Linked DNA regions of Homo sapiens: regions 1 and 3 are each linked to region 2. A link is a loop called in an ENCODE intact Hi-C map of the cell type or tissue named here. Cell type or tissue: endothelial cell of umbilical vein. All regions are shown on one strand.

Region 1 (8,000 bases), 84 kb before region 2:
GAAGTTTTTTTTTCTTACAAAAGCAATGTTTATTAAAAAAATTAGAGAAGATTCATAGGCAGAAGGGAATAAAAACTCACTCATGCGCTAATCAGAATTAACCACTGTGAACACCTTGGTATGTATTTCAGTCCCTTTTCTGTGCACAAATACACATGTATGTATTTAAATATGCATAATTTCTTTATAAAATTGGATTATACTATAAAAACTTACATACATTTTTGTCAAATGTTTCTTCCAATTGTAGTGGTTGTATAATATTCAGTTTTATGAATACACCATAATTTATTCCTTTAAGCATTATATTTTTTTCCTCACTATTAAGACTCAAGAGAGGCTGGGTGCAGTGGCTCACACCTGTAATCCCAGGACTTTGGGAGGCTGAGGTGGGAGGATTGCTCGAGGCCAGGAGTTTGAGACTAGTCTGGGTAACATAGCGAGACCCTAGCTCTACAACAAAATTTAAAAAGTAGCCAGGTGTGGTGGCACACACCTGTACTCCCAGCTACTCAGGAGGCTGAGGTAAGAGGATCTCTTTAGCCCAGGAGGTTGAGGCTGCAGTGAGCCATGATTGAGCCACTGCACTCTAGCCTGGGCGACACAGTGAGACCCTGTCTTTAAAAATATATATACTGGAGTAATAGATATGTAATTTTGAACTGTTAAGGAATATACATACCTTGGAGGGCTTGTAATGTGAGTTGGTTGAAACGGGGGTAAATTAGAAGGTTAAAAATGTTTATACAGTACTGTTTTAAGTTATGGATTGCTTACATTCTATCTTATTTTACAAGTAACATAAATATTTAACTCTGACGTGGTTATTTTCAAAAAATTATATGAAAATCTCACTTGAAATATGTTGCCTTTGTTATTTTTTGAGCATTCAGCTAAATCTGTTTGTTTACAGCTGGGCTCAAAATGCAGAGAACTCAAAGATATTCATTTCGGCCAGTGTTACAAGATCTCAGATGAAGGCATGATCGTCATAGCTAAGGGCTGTCTGAAATTACAAAGGATATACATGCAGGAAAACAAATTAGTAAGTACTTGTTATCATCCTTGTATTGTTCATTTTGTTCCTAACCTTCGAATTCTTTCAAGTTTATTTATAATTTTTTCTGCTTATTTTCTTGTGATGGTTCAAATACTACTTAATCAAAAGCAAAAATCCTTTTAAAGTGATGATTTTATAAATTGATCTTTTAACTGAATAGATGGTGTTTGTGTGTGGTACTTGCATGTTAAAAATCCCTCATTAGCATGTGCCAATGCATCTTTTCTAAATGTGGACAGTGAACTAATACTGGTAAATTGGAAAAATCAAATTTGTTTGCCAAACATAAGTCTGTGGTTGTGTAGTTCTTTCTGATATCTCTAGGGATTATAATAATTCTAGACAGTTAGAATTTTTTTTATTGTCCAGAAAAATGTACTCTTGTAAAATAGAGTCTTTTACTTAGTATCATAAAAAATGGGATTCAATAAGTTAGAGCATATAATAGGGCAATTACATAGATTTTATATTTTAAGCACATACATGGGTAATGCAGACACATTTAATATATTGTGCTTAAAAATCTTACAATTTTTTTTGAGAGATAATTCACATAAAATACATTTCACCCTTTTAAAGTGTACAACTCATCGGTTTTTAGTATATTTACCATGTTGTGCAGTCATTACCAATGTCTAATTTTTGAATATTTTCATTACCCCTAAAAAAATCCTGTGCCCATTAGCTATCCCTCCCCATTTTACCCTTCTTCTAGTCCCTGGCAACTGCTAATCTACTTTCTATCTCTATGGGTTTTCCTAGTCTAGATATTTTGTATAAATGGAATCACGTGATACGTGGTCTTGTTTCTGGTGTCTCAGCATGATGTTTTCAAGGCTCATTCGTGTTTATCATGTATCAGAGCTTTATTATGTTTTATGGCTGAATAATATTCCAAAGCATTTATGTTTTTATATGATAGGTACATCATATCAGTTAAAAGAAAAAGTTGTCACTAGGATGCACCAGTAGGAGTTCTTAAAATTGAAAAATAGCGTACATACAGTCATGGGCCATATAACAATGTTTGGGTTAACAGTGGATAGCATATACAGTAGTGGTCCTGTAAGATTATTATACTGTATTTTTGCCTTTTCTATGTTTAGATACAGAAATACCATTGTATTACAGTTGCCTGCAGTATTCATTACAGTGACATGCTGTTCAGCTTTGCAGCTTAGGGGCAATAAAAGCTATACCATATGGCCCAGGGCTTTCTGTATGCTCTAGGTTTGTGTAAGTACATTCTGTGATGTTCACACAATGACAAAATTACCTAATGACACATTTCTCATAACATTTTCCTGTCATTAAGCAATGCATGTCTGTATTTGAAAATGTTGTCAGGGTAGTCCTGAATGTGTAGTATACTACAAAGAAGACTTGCTTTTTTAGTTGTATTTCAAAAATGAAGAGATCTTTTTATTGCCCCTTGGAGTTCATAACATTTAATAATTTTTATGTAATAGTCATTCTTGAGACAGTAGGATTTTGTAAAGAGAAGTTAGGTCTGTGTTAGACTGAATTTTTGAATATTGGTATCCACTCACTTGCATAGTGACCCTGGGAAAGTTACTTGAGTTCTTTACACCTCATTTGTAAATGAAGTTATTGATATCTGTCTATTTGCTAGTTATAGTTTTGACGATTAAATGACACTGTATCTTTAAGTTGTCTAGTACGAAGTCTGACTTACAGGAGATATGTAAAACATAGTAGTTTTTATGGCATCACAACTGTATTTGTTACCTAACTTTTGGTTTTCACTTTACATCCAAGGTAAATTAAAGGATGGTGATCTCAATTTAGAAGTTTTCTGTTTCTCAAGCAGTAGGATATTTGTTGACTTTTATTTTTCTTGTTGAGTAAACATAAAGAAATAGTTTTATTGGCAATCAAACAATTTTTAGCCAATGGTTTCCCAAAGAAAGCAACTGTTTATGTTTTTAAGGTTTTTGTTATGTTCACATTAGTTTTTTTCTAGTATTTTGGTACATTAAAAATATGTTATATACGTAAATGCTAAGGGCATCAGTTTTGTATTTTTTTTTATTTAACATTTTCATTTCATTGGAAATTTGAGGTAATTTTGCTAAGTCTTAAAGGCTAATTCACTACAGTTCTTCCCATTTAAGTTTATTACAAAAGGAAATTTAGAATAATTTGAACTCTTTATTGGATAATTGAGATATTGATAACTAACCTCCTATAGGAAGTTTGTATTTTTAAAATTTATGAAATAAAGAGAAATATTTAAATACTTGCGAAGCCATAGCTTTAAGTAATTAGGATGTTTTTACTTTGACACCTATTCTTAGTAATGTAACAACAAATATTTTAAGTTAGCAACTAATACAGGTACGTACAGAGAACACTGTCAGAAAGAATGCCAAAAGAATTTCAACTATGCTTTGACAAATACTGATAATCAGTCAAATTATTTTGCTAATTCTCTTAATAAACTGAATATTCTCAAAAAGAGTATTATAGCTTAATTGCAGAGTCTAAAAATAATCATAGCATAGTTTTCATATAAACTTTGCTGACTTAAAATATCAAGCTATTTTGGTAGTATTTGAGTATACATACATCTTTTCATATTATATCTTGGCCTTTAGATGGCAGCATTGTCTTTGTATATTTCTGTGACATAGCTTTTATGTCCTTGATGTAACTATAAGGATGTAATGCCTCTATAAGTTTCTGCTGATGGTTTCTGCTGATGTTGTGGTTTATTTTACATTTTTGTTCTTTATGTGACCTTAATGGGAAAATTTCTTCTTAAGTTATTTAAAATAATTGTATCTAGAATGCCACAGGATGAACTTACCATTTTACACAAAGTAGTAAGATAGTAGAACATTTTTATTTGTGGCACTAGTTTAAGTAAGATAAACTTTAGAAAAGGGGAAGGATTCCTGTGTTTATGAGGGAGAAGTTTTATTCATGTGGAAAGTGAGGACAATGATTTGCCATAAATGAGTTATGGTGAAGCAGAGAACTGAGGACTTAGATGTACAATTTTTTTTTCTTTTTTTTTTCTTTTTGAGATGGAGTTTTGCTCTGTAACCCAGGCTGGAGTGCAATGGCACAATCTCAGCTCACTGCAACTTCCTCTTCCCAGGTTCAAGCAATTCTCCTGCCTCAGCCTCCTGAGTAGCTAGGATTACAGGTGCAAGCCACCATGCCCAGCTAATTTTTTTTTGTATTTTTAGTAGAGATGGCGTTTCACCATGTTGGTCAGGCTGGTCTCGAACTCCTGACCTCATGATCCGCCCACCTCGGCCTCCCAAAGTGCTGGGATTACAGGTGTGAGCCACCGTGCCCGGCCTTAGATGTAGAATTTTCCCAAAAGAGAATTCTTTGAGTTCTGTTTCAGTTATTTTTGAGTGAGACAGGTGTCATGTACCTACATAGGTATAGTTTGCATTTGCTGTAAAACTCTTGTGTCGACTATACACATAGATTTGAGGAGTATAGCTGTAGTGAGGGTCTAGCATATTGTATGTGTCTGTTTCTTCTAGTGATAGGTTTTATATCACTTTTGTATAGTGCATGCCACAAAGCTATTTTTAAGTCATATTTAGTTTGAGCATATAGTCATTATCTAGAAACCTCAGTTAAGTATATTTCCTGTGCTTCTTTAATTTCCCTGTACCAGATTCTGCTTCTCTACTTTTTGGACAGAGAACCTCTTTGGGTGGCTTTTTATTCCATTGTAAAACGATGAGGTCGGATAGATTACCTGCCATTTGTTATATAGGCCAGTGTTTTAAACTACTGGAATTTTATGAGTTATTCTAAAAATAGCTTCTGTGCTATGCCCTATGTCAGAGTATTTTTGATGTAGATCTGTATGCGTTATGTGTGTGTTTGGCCTATTTTTTACATTTTCTACTCTGAATAATTAGGCTGTAAACTATTATAGATTACTCAATTCTCAAGAAAATAGTAATACTATGAATAGATTTCAGAAAGTTATAGGGAAATGATTATAGGGAAATGGAAAGTTGATTTCCTGAAAGTTAATTGTGACTGTTTACTTTTCAGTCTCTTAGTTGATATTTTACTAGTTTTATAATTCTGTGACTTCTCTTAGAGTCCTTTGACTGCTGCTGTAACAATCTTGTTTTAAATTTCATCCTTTGGAGGCTTACATGAATGATGTAGGATCAAATTCACCTCTCCAGGCTTTCCCCCCCGACCCCCTAGGCTGAAAGCATTTTAAGGGGAGATGGAGGCAAACGCCATTTTTGAGTTGCACTGAACTCAGTTAAAACCTTGATCCTGCTGTTTCTTACTCATGTGACTTGCTTTAGTTATCTTAATTTTTGCACTTTGTTTTCCTTCCTTGCAGAAAGGATACAATACTACTTCATACATGTTCTATTGAGGATCAGACTAAATGAGATTAAGAGGTAAAGCGCCAAATGAGTTTCATTGCCACAAAACACAAGAAAGCTTCAATAAAGGTTTTTTTCCTCTCCTATCAGGAGAGGATAGTGAAGCCTATTATTTGCTTTCTGCAGTTTACTAATTTGAATTGGGCTGTATCAATGTCTAATATCACCTAGTCTGTTTTTACCTGTTAGCCACTGACAGTTTAATTTTTTTTTCTCTTTGCTGTGATTTGAGGCTGTTGTAGCAGTTAGGTGAAAAAATTGGTAGCCATGTTGATAATCAACTAGAGTAGTATATAAGATAAACATTTGTGTCACAGTTTAAATAGCAGTAGTTAATTCAGCATTATGTGAAAGCTTCCATTTCCTGACTCTTACTGTTCACCATAGAGTTAATAAATTAATGGGTTTATATATGAGTTAATATATTAAGGAGATTGGTTGTCCGCACCCTTAGTTCCCCTCCTATAATCTTGATGTCTTATTTCTCAAATACTCCTTGTGAAGTGAGTTTAATTGTAATACCAGACATAAATAATTTACATTTTTGAGGGATTTTGTACAAAGGGTTAAGTACTCACTTGAGCCTCCCAAATCATCCAGAGTATATACTCGCCTTCAGTGTTCTTTCCCCTCTTAATGGATGGGGCATTTACTTAAACCCAGAATGGTAGTTTCCAGTGAACAGTAATATTTGAATGTGGCATTCTAAAGAGGTGATCTAAAGATATTGAACATCATCTTATTGTTGTCTTTGTCCACTTGGGTTGCTGTACCAAAATACTATAAACTGGATAACTTACAAACAACAGACATGTGTTTGTCACAGATCTGGAGGCTGACAAGTCCAAGATTAAGGCACTGGCAGGTTTGGTGTTTGGTGAGGGCTTGCTTTCTAGTTTATAGACACCTTCTCCCTGTATCCTCACATGGTAGAAAGGCAAACAAGCTCCCTGTGTTCTATTTTATAAAGGTACTAATCCCATATATTAGGGCTCTGCCCTCATGATTTAATCACTCCCCAAAGATCCCACTTCCTAATACTATCATCTTGGAGGTTAGGATTTCAACATATGGGTTTTGGGGGTACACAAACCTTTAGACCATAGCAACTACATCTCAGGATTTTGCTATCATTTGCTGGTAATAGAAAATGTTTGATACAAGTTATCTTTTATTGAGTATTTTTAATATACCAGGTACTATGCTGTTTTATATAATTAATCCTCATAACTACCACATGAGGTAGCTATTTTTATCCAATTTTACCAGTGAGGTAATTGAGGCATAAAGAAGTTAACAACAGGTGGGTGTCAAAGTCAAAATTCTAACCCAGATCTGTTAAGATTCCCAAACTTCTCTTCTCTAGCCCTTTGGATTGCATGGATACATTACCTGTAATGCTAATCCACACACGTTTGAACCAAGTAGCAACTTCCAAAAGACATTATCTCCCTTGAAAACACTTATGGACCAGTGCTGTGAGACATCAAAGGAAGAAGTTAATTATTAGCATGAGTAGAAAATCATTTTTTAGGATGATAATTGATTTCAGGAGAAGCTGCAAGTACCAGCAGAAGTGTATTTAAAAATTTTTCTAGGAAAATTCCTGAAATTATCAAAGAGGAAAGCTAGTATTTAGTGTTAATCTTAATCCTATTTGAATATGAATATAATTAATAATAGAATTGCAGTATTTTATACAAAATTTCTCTGTATTACAGACATAGTGTTTTACATTTTTGTGATATTTTGATTCAGAAGCTAGTACCATTTGATTTTTGTCCAGAAGATTTAATGGCAATTTTAATGAATTCATGAACTGATAACTCTGTACTCTGTTCCTTAACACTTGTTTCAGATGTTCATTCAGTTCCATTAACATTTGAACAGTTACTATGTGCCAGGCACTGTGAGAGGTGTCGAAGAATTAAACAAGAGTTATACTGCCAAAGAGAGAAGATCCTGGTCTCATGATAGTGCTATAGAAACACCAATTGCAAAAATAGTTATTCTTATGTGAGGGATAAGAAAGGAATCTGAAAATCCTATAAATAGTAAGTGACATTTGAACTAAGTTTTGAATTACATGTAGTGATGTGATGAATATGCAAGCAGACATATTTTAGGGTAAGGTAATTGCACTAATGGAAAAGAGCGTTAACAAAGATAAAACATCAGAAAAATATGGGGAATGCTTAATAAGTGGTGAGTGTTACAGTGCCACTAGGTTGATAGGCTAGGTAGTAGGGAAGTATTCATATTTGGTCTGGAAAAGAAAGAAAGGACCAGGTTGTTAAATTTTTTTCAGTGTCATGCTGTGAAATTTGAAAGTCTCTAGGTAATAAGAACTATAGCATGAGATTTTAGCAAGTGTGAAATGTGATCAGATTTTAATTCTTGTTTTATTTATCTATTTTGAGAAATTAAGAAAAATATAGAATACAAAAAGGAGTAATAACAGCTGTATGCCTGTCACCCATAAATTGACAGTTGTTAACATTTTATTAAATTTGCTGCTGCTGCTTGAATTAATAAAG
Region 2 (8,000 bases):
TTTAAGAATTGTATTAATATCTTTAAATGTCAAATTGAATTTTTTTTTCCTGAAGATTAGTGCAGAAGATCAGTGCAGATAGTTCTATCCGATTAGGTAGAATGACTGATAAAGTATTTCAGAAAATGAAGTAACAGCTGCCTCAGGTTAGTCATATAATCAAAGCAACTAAAAGGACAATGAAATAATCAGTGTCTATGAAAACAAGAGAAAACTTTTAAATGTAGATAAATCATTGATTAAAGCAAAACTTATAAATTATTCTGTTGCTTCTTTTAAAGATTTTTGTATTCTTGACAATATTAATTCATATAATCTTTTAATATAGAGGATGGATCACAGATAAAAGAAATAGGGCTTTTGACCTATGACAATGCCAATAAAAATTTAAAAACTATCAACTGTCACTATAATGATATAATTTAAAAAACATGATTTTTTTCATGTTTACTGATACTAGATAGCATTAGGAAATATAAACTAAGGAAGTCGAAAGTAATTGACCGGTTTATTCTTTCACTGAAATTAGAAGAGTTATAATTGGCACTTTCATACTAAGATTTATTCAACTGAAGTTATTGTCATGGGCCAATAAAGCTGGCAAGGCTTAAGAGAGCTGATCTCATCTTTGCACTCTGATCTTTTTCAACAACTGGAGATGTATTTAGAAAGGTTTCTAGATGAAAATTCTGAATACTTCCTAATTCATTTATTTCAAGGTCAGAAAATTTTAATTTATTTTTAATTGAAATCTATTTTCATTTTAAGCCTACTTATACCTGTACATTTAAAAAATTGAAATAGTATAAAAGAGCTAGTATAGAGACAGGAACCATCCTGTTATCCTACTTTATATAATGATTTATAAAGTTGACTATTTTTACCTACTCTCTCTTTTTTGGCCAGTTTAAATAATTTAGTTCCTTTGTTGGTTCTCTTTATCTTTTGACCACTTGGGACAGAGCACCTAACTCTTTCAGTGTTTTGGGTGCTCTTAACTTATAGATGCTACACTGGTACAACAGTACCTGTTGTCTTTCTGAATCAGTTAGGACCAAATGATTTCATTCAAAAGAGACGTTTAAAGTAGAGATTTTTTTTTTTTTTTTTTTTTTTTTTTGAGAAAGAGTCTCACTCTGTCGCCCAGGCTGGAGTGCTGTGGCGTGATCTAAGCTCACTGCCACCTCCACCTCCTGGGTTCCAGCAGTTCTCCTCCCCCAGCTTCCTGAGTAGCTAGGACTACAGTTGTGTGTCATGATGCCCAGATAATTTTTGTATTTTTAGTAGAGATGGGGTTTCACCAGCATTGGCCAGGTTGGTCTCGAACTCCTGACCTCGTGATCTACCCGCCTCGGCCTCCCAAAGTGCTGGGATTACAGGCGTGAGCCACTGCACCCGGCATAAAGTAGAGATTCTTTAAAAGAAGCAAATACTTCACATTAAGAATGAAATTTGCTGATCATATTGGGTAGTTTGTTCTAATAAGGATAATTTTCTCTTTCTCCCATATCATGGGTTTTTGGAGTGAAGTTTCCTGGACACTTTGAAATGCAGCAATTCTATGGGAACTTTTTCAGGATAATGTGAAAATACATAGATGTGTTTTTTATGTATTAAATAATATTGACTAATTATAATTTTGAAATAATGAACATTAATGCTTTTTTAAGATGTCTGCAACAAATATAATGTGATGTGGAAACACCTTTGATTTTTATTGCTGACAACTGTGGTTTCTTGACTGTATTTATAATAGAAATGCTGAATAGAGATTAGTGAAAGTAAAAATGTAATAAAGTTTAGGGAAAGTAAATAGAAGTATTTCATTGAATGTAAACATGTAATTATTTTTCCATCCAAATTTATGGACCCATTAGGGTTTATAGACTCCAGGATAAGAACTCTTTTATTTGGCAACTTCACTGAATTCCCTTGTACTGCAGTTTTAAACATTTTATTGTTTTTTTCCTAGGTGGATATTTATATCATCTAAAAATAATGATAGTTTTTTTCTTTCTATCCAGTCGTTACAAATTTTATTTTATTTTCAATTTAATTTTGTCCAAGACCTCTACAACTGTGTTTGAGTCGTGTTGATAGTAGTCTCTTTTGTTCCTGATTTTAAAGGAGATGCAGACCCTCCATTAAGTGTAGTGTTCATGCAGGTATTCTTTGCTAAGATTACTTGGGGCCTGAAATCAGATGGGGAGTTGGTGTAGCAAGATTCTCAATTAATTGGTTATATATGGTTCACGAGTTTTGGGTAGTGAGTAATGAGAACTGAGATGGTGAGGAAAATTAAAAACTGAAAATTTATTTGAATTAATTTTGTCACTGAGTTCCACTAGCAGGTTTTCAGCTAAGTTCAGATTGAACAGTATCCTTGTATAACCTTTACCAACTTAAGGAAGTTCCCTTCACTGTATAATTTAACACTTTTAAAAATTATAAATAGGTAGTAATGGTTATCACATGCTTTCCCTCTATTAATTGAGCTAGTCATAGATACTGCTGAACTAAGTTTACATTCCAGAACACTTCATGACAATTGTATTTTAATAAAGTATTGGATTTATTTAGCTCTTTTTTTTGATGGTGGTTTTTGTTGTTGTTGCTTGTTTTTTCCCATCTAATTCCTAAGTGAAGTGGGCCCATATTTTCTTCTCGTATATTGTCTCATTTTGGAATCAAGATTCCAGTAGCCTCCTATAATGAGCTGTATAGTTTTACACTCTTCCTATTTGCTATAACAGCTTGCATTAGGAAGTCATTAATGTTTCTTAAATCCCACTTGTAAAAAATCACGTAGACCATTGGCTTTTTGAGAGGGATGCTTTGAGTACCTTCCAAATTATTTCATAATTTTTGGCATATTCAAGGTCTCTATTTCTTTTGACAATTTTGATGTATATATTTTCTGGGACTTTCTTCCATTTTATGTAGATTTCCAAATTATTAGCCTATACTTACAACACTTTAAAAATATATATTTATCTTTGGGAGGCCAAGGTGGGTGGATCATGAGGTCAGGAGATCGAGACCATCCTGGCTAACATGGTGAAACCCCGCCTCTACTAAAAATACAAAAAAATTAGCTGGGCGTGGTGGTGGGCACCTGTAGTCCTAGCTATTTGGGAGGCCGAGGCAGGAGAATGGCGTGAACCCGGGAGGCGGAGCTTGCAGTGAGCCAAGACCGTGCCACTGCACTCCAGCCTGGGCGACAGAGCGAGACTCTGTCTCAAAAAAAATAAATAAATAAATAAATAAATAAATAAATAAAATATGTATCACTTTGTATTCTCCCTTTTCATTCTGTATTTTGCTGCTTTGTCCCATCCCCCCCATCTCCCCATCTCATCCCTAAGTTTGGTGAATCTTGAGAAAGGTTTATAAATATTTATTAATATGTTTGGTCTTCAGGAAAGTAACGTTTTAAAAATCTTCCCTATTACATTTTTGTTTGGAATTTTGTTGATTTATTCACTTTATTATTTCTGTGCTGCTTGTTCTTCTTAATATTGTTTAGCATTTTAGTTCTCAGTTGTGGGTGCTCTTTGTTTTTTTCTTTTTTTTAAGCTTGTGTTTAGTTTATGTTAGTTTTTAAGACAATAACAGGTAAAATGTTGGGTAACCCTTCTATCCTGTATATTTGCATCATCTTCCTGATTTTGTTTTTTATTTGAATACTTTCTCTAGAATGTGTTTAGTTTGGGTCTTTATGGGCAAACCTTCTGTGGCCTTGTATGCCTAAAGCATTTCTATTGTGTACTCATCTTTGTGTGACAGTGTGGCTTGATGTAAAATTCTAGAGTCAAAATTGTTTTCTTCAATACTTAAAAAATATATTATATTCTTTTACTCATTTTCCAAAGTTTATCTTCTTTCTTTCTGGAAGATTTAGAAATTTTATCTTTTTGTTCTAAAATTTAACCATACCCATAATATGCCATGGTATGGGTTTATTTGTCCTATTAATTTTTCCATTCTGAGATCTTTGATCTTTCTTTTTTAGTTCTGTAACATTTATTTTAATTATCCTTTCAAGCTTTTTTTGGTCTGTCAACCTCCCTCTTCTCACCATTTTTTTCTGAGCCTCCTGTTATCTGGATGTTCACATAACTGCTTCTGTTCCTTGCCTTTTCTTTCATGTTGTTTTATATTATTATTTTCTATTGTCTTTTAGGAAGGACCACAGTTTGATTTTCTAAATCAACAATTTATCCTATAACTGTATTTATCCTACTGTTTATCTCTATTGTATTTTAATATTTTTTTTTACTAATACTTAACATTATTTTTAATGATTTCTTATTCATACTTCACATTGCTATCTTTCCTTAGTGCCTTAGCTATATCATGTTTATTTTGAATTATTGGCATGTATTTCAATAATTCTGCTTCAGCACATACAACCTCTACACAAGACAATCAGGGGATCGCAGATTTTTCAGTTATGTAAAATGCGAGACTGTGTGATACCGATATTGGTGAAATGACTATAGCAAACTTGTGCAAAAGTCCTGGGAGTTGGGCACAGAGCGGAATCTTTCTTGGTCCTGGCTGTAGTTTGGTGCCATCTAGTGGCCATTGCCTCCTCTGCTCCTCTGGCTTAAAGTTCCACAGGCACAATACAGTTTCCTTTTGTGAGCTCCAAGACAGTGGCAGCAATTCCAAGAATCTCTTGATTAGTTGTCTCTCATTTTGTGGGCCTGATTGGAATGATCGGTCTGGGAGAAATGTAGGGGTATAGGAACCCGTTCTCTTCTTCCCTCCTTGTAATACGATGTTGCCTGGCATGGTTTTGCCGTTTCCTCCCTTTCCTATGCCTACTGAAAGGGGAAGCCCATTATGTTACATGTTTAGATAGTTGTATTTCTTTAATAGGTAGATGTTTTTATTAGTTGATTTTTAGATCAATTCTTATTTCCTGGATATAGCTACCCTGTGTGGTAATGTGAATTGGGAAGGGCGGATGACCAGCCTCTGGTCATTGTTATTTGGCAGAGAACTATAGGAACCACCCAATCTCCCAATCACTCTGATCACCCCTTGCCTCTTCACTACCTATGGTTTTCACCTTCACTTCACAAGAGTCCTTAAGCTGCCCCATATTACTAATTGTTAATGCTGACATTAACAACTAGTCCTCTCCTGTCCAATGCCCATGCCGTGGTGAAGATGTATGCTTTACCTATCTTTATAAGAGAGGCAAGAGTAGCATGGAAAAGTTTTCCAACAACCGGTTTCCTCCCAAATTAGGCTGCAGCATCCTGACTTCAACGTACATAGGTTTTTTTTTTGTTTTTTTTTTTTAAGTTTCTTATAACTATTTCTCTCACTAAGCTAGTTTCTCCAGTATTGATTTTTGTAGAGGAAGCCAGTAGTGGACAGAGTTTACCATCCTGATAGGAACAATAAAATATATTACCTTATAGATAACTGCACATTTCAACTTAGCCTAGGTTTTAAAAACCGTTAGTGCCAAGTAGGTAAATTTAAAAATAATAATCTATTGCTTGCTTTCACGTATTTAAATTTTTATTTTGACAGCTATTGAAAAAAATTCCTTTTAGATACCCTCTCTATCCTTATGTGATTCTTTTGCCTTGGGACTTCCTTTTGCTTTTCGTTTTGCTTTATGTGTCTTACATCTCATATTGTCACATCTTTGACACTGAGAAAATGTCTTGGACTTCTTTAGAAGTTCTCGAATTTTTTTCAAGCAACATTTTTACAAAGCCCTTTCACAAAGCCCCATTAGTCATATTCATTTCTAACTGAGGCTGTGTGGGTGAAACTAAAAGGCTAAGAGAGGTTAAGTGTGTTAGACCTGATAGTACAGCCAGCAGCTGGCAGGTCAGGAATGTAAACAACTTTACTTCCAGGGCTCTCTGTCTGCCTCACTACAGCTACATTGAGGATACATTATGTTTTTAAAACATTGGAATCCTCTGAATGCTTTGAAATCAATTCTCAATTTCAGTTTTCATAATAAAATGAGCTTCATAGTTTTAGCTTTTTAGAACTTTTAAGTCAAAGATTTCCACAAAACCATCATATCCCATATCGATAGACATTTTTTATGGATTGTGGTATATATATTTTTAACCAACATAGTTTCTTTGTACCTGATTTCCTCTTATATCAGATCTCTTCAATTCCTGATTCTCATAGCTTGAAAAACAGTATTGTTTGTGCTGTCTTTTCTTCAATTCTAATTGTGCTTTGAAAATAGCTGATAGTCGCCGAAGACTTATTGTTCAAGGGAGAAAAAACCTGCCACTTTTAACGCACAGACACTTGTTATTTAAATGGAAATTGTATAATTGCTTTCACTATGATCTATAGACTGCCTTGGAAATATGAGGGCCCTGGATAAAGCATATTACAGCTTTTATTATGTCTAGCTTTATCTATTATGTTTATTATGTTTAGTTTTTCTATTGGTTTCTCAGATCTAATTTGGAATTTCTTTTAAATTCTCTGTGTGTTATCACTTCAGCAATATATCCTGGGTATACTCTTCTGTTGACTAGCTTTCCACCAGCTAGATTGTAAGATCCTAGAGTGTTTTAGCAAAAAAAAAAAAAAAAAAAATGTTAAAGGCCATTTATCCTGACTTCCTTAATTAAACTGAGGAAATGGAAAGGTTAAATGACTTGGCCAGTGGGCATCTACCTAATAAGAGACTGAGCCTCCTTAGAGCCCAGGTTTTTTGACCCAACTCTGGTCTTCATATGCAACTTAATCTCCTTAATGAATAACAAACAGAAATTTTGTATTTTTTTCTTTGAACCTATTCTACTTCTAGGAATCTCACATTATTTTTCTTTTCAACAACTGAGTGCTTCTTTCGTACCTGTTTTTTTACCCCAACATATGAAAGGGTAGAAAGAAGAAGAAAACTAACTTTGTTCCTTTTAAGTTCATGTTTCATATTCGTCTGCTAAGGCTGCCATAATGAAATACCATAGACTGGGTGGCCTAAACAACAGAAATTTATTTTCTCAGAACTCTGGAGGATAAAAAGTCCAAGATCAAGGTCTGGCAGGGTTTGATTTCTGGTGAGGGCACTCTTCTGGCTTTCAGATGACTGCTTTCTTGCTATGTCATCACATAGCAGAGAGAGCTTCTAAAGCCACGGCCCTGTTGAATCATGGCCCCACCATTATGACCTTACTTAATCTTAATTACATTCCAAAGACCCTATCTCCAGATACAGTCTGGAGTTAGGGAGTTAGGGCTTTAATGTAAGAATTTTGGAGCGGCACAATTCAGTTTATAGTATGCTCTATGTATCATAACCTTGTGATGTAATTTGCATCCCCACAGTTGCTGGCACGCCTGCCTCAGCATCCTTAATGTGATCAGTCTTTGAGATCAAGGTATGACTGGTCTGGGGAGATGCAGGTTGATGCAAACATAATTTTTCTGCTACCTTTAACAAAGCATACACAACGTCATAGGATTACTCTTAGTTCCTCGGTCCAGGTACCAACAGGTCTTTCTTTCAAAAAAATTATAATACAATATGTATGTGAACAATTTAAGATCATTTTGCCCATTTAAATCCTTATGGAAGACATTATCAGGTCGTGACTGAGTCCACCTGGGCACATATTTTGGCATGAGAATTCCTGGTTTCTTGGTTCTGCCACTTTAGTATCTGTGAACCTGGAAAGGATTTAGTCACTGCCTCTGTTTCTCATCTGTAAAGTGGACAAGATTACATCACAGCTGCTGACAATGAGGATTACATGAGATAGCACCTGATAAATAGAAATTATTCAGTTAATAATAATGATAATTATTATCTTCCTTTGCTACTCTTCCTGAACTTTGGAGCTCAAATGACTCTCGCTCATTTGTTCTCAGTATTTACCCTAAAGATCCTCCCTTTGTCATTTACGGCCTTGGTAAGATTTAATCAATTCTGTGTTTCATCATGGTGGATGTATGCTTATGGAATATTTTATCCAAGTCCTTTGTTATCATTAAAT
Region 3 (8,000 bases), 220 kb before region 2:
AAACTATGCAAAAATCAGAGAGACAATAGAGACGTGCAAAGGTCCCAGGTGGGACATGCTCATTGTGTTAAAAAAACATCAAGACCATGGTGGCTAGAACCAAGTAAGCAGAGAAGAGGGAGTATGGTAGAAGATGAGGTCAGGGAAGTGGAGAGGGCCAGATCCTATAGGGCCTTGCAGATCGTTTTATGGAGGTTGGGTTTACTTTAGTGGTGATGAGAAGGCATAGGCTGGGAATAGGAGAGTGACATGATATGCACTTTGGAGAAGAGGCTCTACAGAGGCAAGAAGTAGGACATTTCAGCAATTTAGGCAAGGGCCAATGTTATTACAATTTATTTATTTATTTATTTTTTTGAGATGGAGTCTTGCTCTGCTGCCCAGGCTGGAGTGCAGTGGTGTGATCTCAGCTCACTGCAACCTCTGCCTCGTGGGTTCAAGTGATTCTCCTGCCTCAGCCTCCCAGGTAGCTGGGACTACAGGTGCGTGCCACCACACCTGGCTACTTTTTGTATTTTCAGTAGAGAAGAGGTTTCACCATGTTGGTCAGGATGGTCTCAAACTCCTGACCTTGTGATCCGCCCACCTTAGCCCCCAAAGTGCTGGGATTATAGGCGTGAGCCACTGCGCCCGGCCATGTTATTGCAATTTTGTAACATTGACTCTTTACTACCTAATTTTCAGGATGAAAAACAAAAATTGTTTTTGTGCAAATGGTATGTCAGGAAGACAAAAATCAGCTGTTTAATTTTTGTGGGGTGGTACAAAGGCAGCTGGAATAAAATGCCTGTTTTTATATTGACTGTAGGGAAAGTGCTTACCTCAACTGCCAATTTACGGAGGATCTCTGTGGATGGTAAATCAGAGAAGAGTGTGAAAGGTAAGAATATCTTGAAACACATCTACCACCTTGTCTCCCGTCCCCTCCGCCTGTTGACAGCCTGACTCAGGTGCCGTTATGAATTAAAAAGCAGGAGATGAACTGCAAGCACTGAACATCTTCCAAAGTAAAATGCTGCCATCTGGAGGCTTCTAGAGTACAAAAATGAGGAAAAAAAAAATCTACCCCCACAAACACTCTGTTTCTGTTTGATGTTTCTATACGCAAAGGATTTTGTTTGGAAAAAAATTTAAAAGGTCATTAATTCGAAAGAAACAAGAATGAAATTGCCCAGTCTCACTCCCTTGCTTTGCCTGGCCCAATCTATTAAGTGGAACCTGTTTATGTTGGTTTTGAAACCTATTTAGTAGGCTGTAAATTTACTGTAGGTTGAAAGTTTGTATTCATTTCTTTTCCCTCTATAGCAAATAAGACTAGGCCTGGTCCCTCTGCAAATGGTCTATCTTCTCCATTTCTTCCATGATTACTGATCTATTCAGGTTTTCTATTTATTCCATTTTGATAATTTATATTTTTCTAGGAAAGCATCCATTTCTTCCAGATTTTTTAATATATTGTCATAGAGTTGCAAATAATATACTTCTATAAAATTTTTATTCTCTTATCTACCCACAGTTCCATATAATTTTTATCTTTAATATTATATCCTTTTACTTTCCTCTTTTATTGTAGGATTATGAGCAGGAGAATGACATATTTGGACTATGTCCCAGAGAGACAACACTGATGATAATGAATATAATCGGCTGAAAGAGAACACCAGAACACTGTTTAGAAGGCAACTATAACATCTCAAATTAGTGACGACTGACATCTGAACCATGGAGAAGATTTTCTAAAATAAAACTAGTAGGAATTTGTGACTACTGATGTGTTTATAAGACAAATATAAAAGGTTAGCATGATGCTACAGTTTCTTACCTAGGACGATTGGATAATCATAACCAAAGGGGAGAGAAAAATAATTTTTTGAGGGGACATTTGACTTTGAGGTGTTAGAAGGATAATCATATGTAAATGTCCCATCAGTCTGGAGTTAGAAATACAAGTCAAAGCTAGAAGTGGCAGATAAAGTTGTGAGATCGGTTGGAAAAAAAATGTAGAGCAAAAAAAAAATTTGTATTAAGATGTCAATAACTGAAATGTTTTTGTAAAGTCTTAGATTTTGGGGCAGCTGAACAAAATCTGGGTGCATATTACAGAAGCCAAAGGAGAAGAAAATTTTAAGAAGGAGAAGGTTTAGGAAAATCATAGCACAAAACAAGTAATACATTAAAATGATGATGATTTATGCAACAGAAAGAATAATTTTTATATGAAACAAAGTAACATAAATTGGAAAAATATTTCCAATACATCTGACAGTCATAGAACTAATTTCCTCAATATATGAGCATTTAAAAGTCAATAAAACCCTAAAGGAAAATTTGATAAACTTCATTTTATCAAAAATTAAAACTTTTGCTCTGTGAAAGCCCTGTTAAGAAGATGAAAGAACAGTGTTCAGACTAGAGAAAACAGTTGCAAACCACATACCCAACAAGGAATTTTATCTAGAATATAAAGAACTCTCAAATCACAAAAGCAAAATAAACAAATGATCCAATTAGAAAATGGGCAAAAGATATGAAGAGACATTTTACCAAGAATGAAATAGGAATAACAAATAAGCACATGAAAACAAGTTCAACAACATTAGCTATTAGGAAAATGCAAATTAAAACCACAATGATAGATCATTACACATCTATCAGAATGGCTAAAATAAAAAAAGGTGATAATACCAAATACTGGGTAAGATGAGGAGAAACTTTATCACTCATACACTACTGGTAGAATGTAAAATGGTACAACCACTCTGGAAAATAACTTAGCAGTTTCTCTTAAAAGTAAACATGCATTTGCCATATGACCCAGCTGTCACACTCTTTGGCATTCATCTGACATGAAAATTTATGTTCACACAAAAACCTGTTCATGAATGTTCACAGCAGTTTTATTTGCAGCTGCCGAGATTGAAAACAACCCAATATCCTTCAATGGGTGAATAGTTAAACTCTGATACATTCATACAATGGAATACCACTCAGCAATAAAAAGAATAAACTTGTATAATAAACAACCTGGATAGATCTCCAGGCTATTTTGCTTAGTGAAAATGCCAACCTCAAATGGTTAAATACTGTAAGGTTAAATTTATATACCATTCTCCAAATGATACAACTATAGAGATAGAGAAAAGATCAGTGGATGCTAGCTGACAGGGATGGGATGGATACTAATATAAAGTAGCATGAGTCTCCAATGTCCATTATCCCACTCTTTATGCCTTTGCATACCCATAGCTTAGCTCCCACTTATAAGAAATACTGTATTTAGTTTTCTATCCCCGAGTTACTTCACTTAGAATAATGGCCTCTAGCTCCATCCAAACTGTTGCAAAGGACATTATTTCATTCTTTTTTATGGTTAAGTAGTATTCCATGGTTTATATATACCACATTTTCTTTATCCACTCATCAGTTGATGGGCACTTAGGCTGGTTCCATATTATTACAACTATGAATTGTGCTGTGACAAACAGACACAGGCATGTGTCTTTTTAATATAGCAACTTCTTTCTCTGTGGGTAGATACCCAACAGTGGGATTGATGGATTAAATGGTAGATCTACTTTTAGTTCTTTGAAAAATCTCCACACTGTTTACCATAGAGATTGTACTAATTTACATTTCCATCAGCAGTGTATAAGTATTCCCTTTTCACCACATCCATACCAATATCTGTTGTTTTTTGATTTTTTAATAATGGTCATTCTGGCTGGGGTAAGGAGGCATCTCATTGTGGCTTTAATTTGCATTTCCTTGGTGATATGTGATGTTGAGTATTTTCCTTCACATGTTTATTGGCCATTTGGATGTCTTCTTTTGAGAAATGTCTATTCATGTCATTTACTCACATTTTGATGAATTATTTGTGTTTTTCCTTGCTGATTTGTTTGAGTTCCTTATAGATTCTGGATGTTAGTCCTTTGTTGAAAGCATACTTTGCAAATATTTTGTCCCATTCTGTGGGGTGTGTGTTTACTCTGATGATTATTTCTTTTGTTGTGCAGAAGGTTTTTTCATTTAATTAGGTCCCATTTATTGATTTTTATTTTTATTGCATTTGCTTTTGGGATATTAGTTATAATTTCTTTGCCTAGGCCAATATCCAGAAGAGTTTTTCCTAGGTTTTCTTCTAGAATTTTTATGGTTTCAGGTCTTAAGATTTAAATCTTAATCCATTTTGAATTAATTTTTGGTATGGTGAGAGACAGCAATCCAGTTTCATTCTTCTACATGTCGCTATCCAGTTTTCCCAGCACCATTTACTGAATAGGGTGTCCTTTCCCCAACTTATGTTTCTGTATGCTTTGTCAAAGATCAATTGGTTTTAAGTATTTGGCTTTCTTTCTAGGTTCTCTATTCTGTTCTGATCTATGTAACTATTTTTATTTTTATTTATTTACTTATTTATATTTATTTTTTTGAGACGGAGTCTCGCTCTGTCACCAGGCTGGAGTGCTGTGGCGTGATCTTGGCTCACTGCAACCTCTGACTCCCTGGTTCAAGGGATTCTCCTGCCTCAGCTTCCTGAGTAGCTGGTATTACAGAGCTGGGATTATTGGCACATGCCACCATGCCCAGCTAATTTTTGTATTTTAGTAGAGATGGAGTTTCACTATGTTAGTCAGGATGGTCTCGATCTCCTGACCTCATGATCCGCCCACCTCGGCCTCCCAAAGTGCTGGGATTACAGGTGTGAGCCACTGCACCCGGCCCTATGTAACTACTTTTATACCAGTATCATGCTGTTTTGGTTACTATAGCCTTATAGTATGAAGTCAGGTAATGTGATGCCTCCAGATTTGTCCTTTTTGCTTAAGATGACTTTGGATATTCAGGCTCTTTTGTGTTTCTATATGAATTTTAGGATTTTTTTCTAATTGTTTGAAAAATGATGTTGGTATTTTGATACGAATTGCATTGAATCTGTAGATTGCTTTGGGCAGTATGATCATTTTCATGAAATTGATTCTTTCAATCCATGAGCACACGATGTATTTCCATTTGTTTGTATCATCTATGATTTCTTTCAGTAGCGTTTTGTACTTCTCCTTGTAGAGATCTTTCATCTCCTTGTTTAATTATGTTCCTAGGTATTTTGTTTTTTTATTGCTGTTGTAAAAGGGATTGAGTTCTTTATTTGATTCTCAGCTTGGTTGTTGGTGGTGTATAGCAGTACTGCTAATTTGTGTGCATTGATTTTGTAACTTAAGACTTTAATGAATTCATTTATCAAATATAGCAGCCTTTTGGAGGAGACTTTAGGGTTTTCTAGGTATACGATCATAACATTGGCAAACAGAGATGGTTTGACTTCTCGTTTTCCAATTTGGATGCCCTTTATTTCTTTCTCTTGCCTAACTGCTCTGGCTAGGACTTCCAGATTATGTTGAATACAAGTGGTGAAAGTGGGCATCATTGTGTTGTTCCAGTTCTTAGAGGGGATGCTTTTAGCTTTTCCCTATTCAGTATGATGTTGGCTGTGAGTTTGTCATAGATGGCTTTCATTATTTTGAGGTATATTCCTTCTATACCTAGTTTGTTGAGGGTTTTTATCATAAAGTAATGCTGAATTTCACTGAATGTTTTTCTCCATCTGTTGAGATGATCATGTGGGTTTTGTTTTTAATTCTGTTTATGCGATGAATTACATTTATTGACTTGCATATGTTGAACCATCCCTGCATCCCTGGGGCGAAACCCACTTGATCATGGTGAATTACTATTATTATTATTGTTGTTAGTTGTTGAGAAAGGGTCTTGCTCTGTCACCTAGGCTGGAGTACAGTGGCACAATCATGGATCACTGCAGCCTTGACCTCTTGGGCTCAAGCAATCTTCCCACCTCAGCCTCCTGAGTAACTGGGACTGTAGGTGAGCACCACCACATGCATCTAATTTTTATATTTTTTTTTGTAGAGATGGGGTTTCACCATGTTGCTCAGGCTAGTTTTGAACTCCTGAGCTCAAGCAATCCTCCTGCCTTGGCCTTCCAAAGTGCTGGGGTTACAGGTGTGAGCCACTGCACCTGACTTGAATTATCTTTTTGATGTGCTGTTTGATTTGGCTTGCTAGTATTTTGTTGAGGATTTTTGCATCTATGTTCATCAGGAACATCGGTCTGTAGTTTTCCTTTTCTTTGTTATGTACTTTCCTGGCTTTGGTATCTGGGTGATACTGGTTTGATAGAATGTGTTAGGGAGGATTCCCTCTTTCTCAACCTTTTGGAATAGTTTCAGTAGGATTAGTACCAATTCTTCTTTGGTAGAATTCACTGTGAATCCATTTGCACTGGGCTTGTTTTGTTGCTGGAAATTGTTTTATTACCGATTCAATCTCACTGTTTGCTATTGGTCTGTTCAGGATTTCTATTTCTTCCTGATTCAAGCTAGGAGGGTTGTATGTTTCCAGGAATTTATCCATTTCCTCTAGATTTTTTAGTTTGTGTGCATAGAAGTATTTATAGCAGCCTCAAATCTTCTGTATTTCTTTTGATCTTTTGTACTTCTGTGGTGTCATTGTAATGTCTCCATTTTCATTTCTAACGGCTTGTTTAAATCTTCTCTCTTCTTGATTAATCTAGCTAATGGTCTATTGATTTTTTTTATCTTTTCAAAGAACCAACTTTTTGTTTCATTGATCTTTTATATTGTTTTTATGTTTAATTGCATTTAGTTTTTCTCTGTTCTTTGTTATTTGTTTCTACTAGCTTTGGGTTTGGTTTGTTCTTATTTCTCTAGTTCCTTGAGGTGTGTGTTAGGTGGTCAATTTGTGACTTTGCAGACTTTTTGATCTAGGCATTTAGCACTATAAATTTTCCTCTTACATTGCTTTTGCTGTTTCCCAGAGGTTTTGATAACTTATGGCACTATTATTCATTTCAAAGAATTTTTAAATTTTCATCTTGATCTCATTGTTAACCCCAAAATCATTCCGGAGCAGATTAATTTCCATGTATTTGTATTGTTTTGACTATTCCTTTTGGAGTTGGTTTCTAGTTTTATTCCACTGTGTTCTGAGAATATACTTGATATAATTTGGATTTTTAAAAATTTATTGACTTTATTTTGAGACCTATGATATGTCTATCTTGCAGACTGTTTCATGTACTAATGAGAACGTATATTTTGCAGTTCTTGGGTAGAATGTTCTGTAAATATCATTAGGTCCATTTGTTCTAGAGTGCAGTTTAAGTGCAATGTTTCTTTATTGACTTTCTGCCTTGATGATCTCTGTTTAGTGCTGTCAGTGGAGTGTTGAAGTCCCCCACTATTATTGTGTTGCTGTCTATCTCTTTTCTTAGGTCTAGTAGTAATTGTTTTATGAATCTGGGAATGCCAGAGTTAAATGCATACATATTTAGGACTGTAATATCTTCTTGTTGGATTTATACTTTTATCATTACATAGTGACTTTGTCTTTTTTTACTGTTGTTGCTTTAAACTCTGTTTTATCTGGTATAAGAATAGTATATGCCTTCTCACTTTTGGTTTCCATTTGCATAGACTATCTTTTTTTTTAACTCCTTTACCTTGAGTCGATAAGAATCCTTATATGTTAGATGAGTCTCTTGAAGATGGCAGATATTTGGTTTGTGACTTTTTAATCTGTTCTGCCAATTTGTATCTTTTGAGTGGAGCATTTAGACCATATATATTCAATGTTTAATATTGAGATGTGAGGTACTGTTCCAGTCATCATGTTGTTACCTAGACACTCTGTTTTTTCATTATTATTGTTTTACAGGCCCTGTGAGTCTTTATGCTTTCAAGAGGTTCTATTATGGTGCATATCCAGCTTTTGTTTCAAGATTTAGAACTCCTTTCAGCATTTTTTTGTAGGGATAATCTGGTAGTGACAAATTCCCTCAGAATTTTTCTTGTCTGAAAAAGACTTTATTTCTTCTTCATTTATGAAACATAGTTTTTCTGGATACAAAATTCTTGGCTGACAGTTACTCCATTTAAGGAGGCTAAAGATAGGACCCCAGT

What was found. Hi-C counts contacts between places; a loop is a spot of excess contacts. Peaks named below come from ENCODE experiments on the same cell type or tissue, not always from the same donor. Only the 100,000 strongest peaks of a DNase experiment are listed, where the experiment ranks them.
Region 1: a loop joins it to region 2, with 15 times the contacts of the local background. A loop is called at or near these places in 72 of 110 quality-filtered maps.
Region 3: a loop joins it to region 2, with 19 times the contacts of the local background. A loop is called at or near these places in 3 of 110 quality-filtered maps.

Annotation. Positions count from the first base shown.
Region 1 is chr5:108,341,444-108,349,443 of GRCh38, reverse strand. It overlaps FBXL17 (F-box and leucine rich repeat protein 17), which reads left to right. Exons shown (of 9, transcript NM_001163315.3): 4 at 914-1,045. Among named protein-coding and RNA genes, the nearest start is that of FBXL17, 37 kb to the left of the region's middle. In endothelial cell of umbilical vein, a CTCF peak has its summit at 3,660 (motif pointing right); a DNase peak (open chromatin) is centred at 3,713.
Region 2 is chr5:108,257,335-108,265,334 of GRCh38, reverse strand. All of the region lies in intron 4 of FBXL17 (F-box and leucine rich repeat protein 17), which reads left to right. Among named protein-coding and RNA genes, the nearest start is that of FBXL17, 120 kb to the left of the region's middle. In endothelial cell of umbilical vein, a CTCF peak has its summit at 4,584 (motif pointing left); DNase peaks (open chromatin) are centred at 4,584 and 5,814; H3K4me3 peaks cover 185 bases; H3K27ac peaks cover 311 bases.
Region 3 is chr5:108,474,557-108,482,556 of GRCh38, reverse strand. The region is part of intron 2 of LOC105379114 (a long non-coding RNA gene); the gene reads right to left. Among named protein-coding and RNA genes, the nearest start is that of FBXL17, 96 kb to the right of the region's middle. In endothelial cell of umbilical vein, no CTCF peak of the experiment used is centred here; no DNase peak of the experiment used is centred here.